Linked DNA regions of Homo sapiens: region 2 is linked to region 1. Evidence: chromatin loops called from intact Hi-C (ENCODE). Cell type or tissue: ovary. All regions are shown on one strand.

Evidence for each region. Hi-C counts contacts between places; a loop is a spot of excess contacts. Peaks named below come from ENCODE experiments on the same cell type or tissue, not always from the same donor. Only the 100,000 strongest peaks of a DNase experiment are listed, where the experiment ranks them.
Region 2: it touches region 1 in a loop (3-fold over the local background); 4 of 110 quality-filtered maps call a loop at or near these places.

Annotation. Positions count from the first base shown.
Region 1 is chr6:156,166,539-156,169,038 of GRCh38, reverse strand. LOC101928923 (a long non-coding RNA gene) reads left to right here. Exons shown (of 9, transcript XR_001744423.2): 4 at 545-703. Among named protein-coding and RNA genes, the nearest start is that of SNORD28B, 210 kb to the left of the region's middle. In ovary, no CTCF peak of the experiment used is centred here; DNase peaks (open chromatin) are centred at 1,020 and 1,548; H3K4me3 peaks cover 886 bases; H3K27ac peaks cover 1,754 bases.
Region 2 is chr6:156,573,517-156,576,016 of GRCh38, reverse strand. No RefSeq gene overlaps it. Among named protein-coding and RNA genes, the nearest start is that of SNORD28B, 200 kb to the right of the region's middle. In ovary, no CTCF peak of the experiment used is centred here; no DNase peak of the experiment used is centred here.

The sequences.
Region 1 (2,500 bases):
ATATTTGAAAGAATTTAGCATTAAACCAGTTGGGCCTGAAATTTTCTTTGTGCAAAGATTTTGATTGTGAATTTCATTTCTTTAACGGTTATAAGGCTACTTAAATATTAGACTTCTATGATTTTCATCGTATTTCTAAGGAGATCATTCATTTCATTTACCAAATGTGTTAACATAATGTTGTTTATGATATTTGCTTTTTAACTTTCTAATGTCTGAAAATATTTTAGTTATATCTCCTTTTTAATTCCTGAATTTAGTAATTTGTGTTTTCTCTTTCTTTTTTAAAGTCTATCTAGGAGTTTGTCAACTTTATTAATGTTTTTAATGAATCAACCTTTTCTCTATTTTTTTGTTTTCTACTTTATTTTTACTCTAATTTTTATTGTTCTTTGCTTTTGCTTTTTGGGGGTTTAATTTATTGTTCTTTTTTAGCCTTTCAAGATAGAAACTTAGATTATTGATTTAACTTATTTTGCTATGCTGATATTTTACACATTAGCTCAGGTATATGACAGATACCATTATTGCTATCATTTTACAGATAAAGAAACTGAGGCTCAATGAACTTGTAACGCTTTAGTGTCAGAGCTCTAGAATGGGTGAAGGCCAGATTCAGACCCAGGCATCGTGACTCCCAAGTCTGCTTGTGGATCCTTGAAAGCAAGGGTGAGCCATAAGCATTGCACCTTTGAGAGAACTGGTAAGTTAGAACCGCAGGGACTTCTGAGAGCTTCCTTCATCATTTTCTGCATGCCTCCCAGTGTGCATAGTCTCTGCTCCTTCTCCCGTTAGCATGAGCCGTGTGTGTGATACAGTGTGAGCACTGGTGTGGAGGGTTCAGATCCATGTGGGTGGCCCCCACACTCTAGCCAAGTGAGCATGTAAAGATGTTTTTATGTAGCTTCATCGATAATTAACTTCCACTCTCTGCCTCATTCCATGCCTCCCCACTTGCCTTCCTCCCTCCCTCCAGCCTGGGTGCTTGGGGGCCTAGGCTGGGGACCTCACTGTGACTAGCTTAGCAATTCTCTAGCTCCAGGAGGCTGCCAGGACCCAGGCGGGAGTGCAGGAAGTTTTCAAGGTCTGTGCTCCAGGGTGTGTGATGACTTGACTGCTCCCTGAAGAGCTCGCTGCTTATAATCGCATAGTTTTTGGCATGTGCTCTCTGACAAAAGAACAGATGTTTCCTACAAGAACAAAAGAACAGGGCATAACTGTTGGCCTAACGCTTTGCCACTAATAACATTGAAAGTGGAAGCAACAAGTCCTAACGAGAAGGTCCCTACAGGATCATGAAGCCAGTGCCAGGGAATTGGAGTCAAAATGAAAGAACTCACGGCTGCTTTTACGTTTTAATAGGCAGTGTGCTGGATGTTTTTTAACCTCTTTGGATAAATAGCAACAGGCTATTCTTTCTAGCTGTGTTCATGAATTTTGTAGCTGTACAGTAATGATGGCTTCACAAGTTCCCTTACAAGATCCCAAGCCCGTGTCCATTTCAGAGACACACTGAGAGGGTTATGACAGGCTCGGCCAACCCTGCAGCATCAGCCTACAGTCCATATATGGGGGAAGCCTTAGCTAAATCGCAGCTCTCAGCCAAACTAAAAACACCAGAGCAAGTTTTTCTCTTTGTTGCTGGCTGGAACTTCAAAGCACGGAGAGCCCACACACAAAAATGAAAAACAAAGAACCCTAAAAAAGGGCCCAGCCTCAGAGCCCACCCCCAAAAGTTTAGTATGCCTCTTGTGTTAAAAACCTTTCACCCCATATGTCACATGTCACCCAGGGTTTCAGTCGCGTTCCTAGAGTCATTCCTCTGATTTTTCATCTCTGAAGAATATCTTCTTTGAGGTTGTCCTTGGCTTTCGCCCAAAGGAAAGACATTTATTTTTTCTCATTCTTTCCCCCAACCACCTACCCTGACTATTTCTTCAAACTAACAGACACAGTGAAAATATTATTTAAATGTTTTTAACTTCTTTTACCATGAACTGTTGTCACCAAAAAGGTTCAATGTTCGGGTTTAGTAAGTCATGGTTAGCAAAGAACATTCACAGCATCTGATGTCAACAGGATCTTTACAAATCTCTCCTCCTATTTCCCTTGGACTTTATTGAGAGGGATGGATACTATATCCCAATGTGGCAACTGGACATCCTCATTTATATTTGTGGTCCCAGCTTATACCTTTTTCCTGATGTTCTGTTTGCTGATTTGCATGATTCATTATATGATCACCTCTTCTTTAAGAAGGGGTTTTGAAAATATTTCTTATGATTCTAGCAATTTATATCAAATTTTATGGTGCTATCATTATAATGCGAATGTGGGAAATGCAGAACCAAAACCTTGAAGCGACTTGAAATTTTCATAAGGCAAATCCATTCATCACATATACATTTGAGTCCATGTTATTTTTCTGAAAATGTGGTTGAGCTAATGCAATTATGAAAATGTTGTTTCTTGGAAATGAAAAGGTTTTGTGTTCAGCAGG
Region 2 (2,500 bases), 410 kb before region 1:
TTGTTCAATTTTGTGTTTTGGCCAGGGGATGATTGCTGGAGGGTTCTGTTCAGCCATCTTGCTCCATCTCCTCTACTGGAAGGGGGAAATCTGACAGGATTTCAGTCCACAGGTAAATGATGAGGTATGTGAGTGGCAATAGCGCCCTGTGCTTTGCTATGACCTTCTGAGTGGAAGGGAGTATGACTGCTACCTCACTTCTGTTTTCTGAAGCTAGCACAAAACATCTCTTGTAACCCACATGAATCCATGCTATTCAGGGAAGAAAAGTCTAACAAAAGTAATACCAGCTTGGCCAAGTTTGCATGATACAAATTCATCTCTCACCTGATTATCTCATTCTTCTCTTTCTGAGACTCCAAGTGCAAATATGACACATTTTCTGGCTGTTCCATATATCTTATACTCTATTTTGTACTTTGCATTCTTTTGGTTTTCTGTCCTTCAGTTTATATATTTTCTTATTAACTACCTTCCATTTGACTAAATCTCTCCTTTATCATTTTGAATCTGCTATTAAACACATTGAGTTCTTAATTGTGATTAATTTTTTTCTGTCCAAAAATTTCCTTTTATTCTTTTTAAGTAATTTATAGTTCTCAACTGAAATTGACCATATTCTCATTTATTTTCTTGAATATGTTTATCATTTATTTTCTTGAACATGTTTTTTTCACATCTATGTCATATAATTCTAATACTATATCTTGATCTCTTGTGTCTTCTATTTCTTTTTGTTTCTTTTGCTTTTTGGCACACTCTTGTCTTTTTATCAATTTGCCTATTTATTTGTTTAAAGATAGTTTTTTGGCTATGTTTTGCAGGCTGGTTTTTAACTCCTAGGCATAAGTGATCCTCCTGCCTTAGCCTCCCCAGTAGCTGGGACTACCAATGCATGCCACCATGCCTGGCTTTGCCTAGTTACTTTTGATCAAATTATTATTTTGATTAAGTTTCAATTTGTATAAAATTATTGAGATTATTTTATTTTCCTCTCAAAATTTATTTTTGCTTTTGGTAGGTAGTAAGTATAGGAATTGATCACTTTAATCAGATGTTGAGTTGATTCAAGTTCATCTCCAGTATTTCTAGGGGTTTATATATCTCCATATACTCCTATATAGAAAGGCATATATTTTCCTAGGAGTAACTTTTGAGGGGTCCCAACTAAAAGCATCAGATGTTTAGTAGGACTCTCTTTCTTGGTGAGTGCTATATTCCAATCTTTGCCTCCTCAGCTCTGTGAGATGCCTGAAATCTTTGCTCAGCTTCTTAGCCTCTCTGCTGTTACTTTTAAATAGAAGTGCCTACAGGGAAAGAGTGACGCCAGTGACTTCCTTTCTCTAGAAGGATCTTGGCATTTCAAGTCTTTTCTGTCTTGGTGGTTCTCTGATACCTTTGAACAGAGGTTTCTCAGATTTTGTCCAGGTTACTCTCAAGTGACATTCTTTAAAAATTGATTTTCAGGTTTTGTTTGCTGATATTTAGTTTTAGGGAGTCTAGAAGTTATAGTTCTGAAAGGTGAGCATTTCTGAATTCCAAGCTCTTGCAATCTAAGGTGTGAGTGAAAAAATGCCCTCAGTGAACTTTCTGTGGTTTGGTATTCATTTTAAAAGGTAGTTAGGAGGGTGTTCAAGATGATATTGGTGGGAATGTAAATTAGTACAGCCACCATGGAAAACAGTATGGAGATTTCTCAGAAAACTAAAAATAGAACTACCATACAATCCAGCAGTCACACTACTGAGTTTTAATCCAAAGGAAAGGAACCTGGTATATCAGAGGGACACCTGCACCCCCATGTTTATTGCAGCACTATTCATAAGAGCCAAGATATGGAATCTACCTACATAACCAGCAACAGATGAATGGGTAAAGAAAATGTATATATAGACACAATAGAATACTATTTGTCCTCAAAAAAGAATAAAAGAATGTCATTTGTAGCAACATGGATGGACTTGGAGGTCATTACATTAAGTGAAGGTCATTATGTTAAGGTCATTATGTTAAGCCAGACACAGAAAACAAATATCACATGTTCTCACTCATATGTGGAGGCTAAAAAAGCTGTTCTCATGGGGGTGGTGAGTAGAGTGATAGATTCCAGAGTCTGGGAAGGGTGTGTGGTTGGTGGGAGGATGAAGATAGATTGGTCAATGGGTACAAACATACAGTTTGATAGAAAGAATACATTCTTAATATTTGATAGCCGAGTAAAGTGACTACAGTTAACAATAATGTATTGCGTATTTCAAAGTAGCTAGAAGAAAGGATTTGAAATGTTCCTAATACATAGAAACGATAAATGCTTGAGGCGGTAGATATCCTAAATACCCTGACTTGATCCTTGTGCGTTCTGTGCATGCAAGAAAATATCACATGTACCCCATAAATATGTACAAATATTATGTATCAGTAAAAAAATAAAACGGTAGTTGTATCATGCTGTGGGATAGGAAATTCATGATTAGCACACCCATTTCATAGAGGAAGAAAC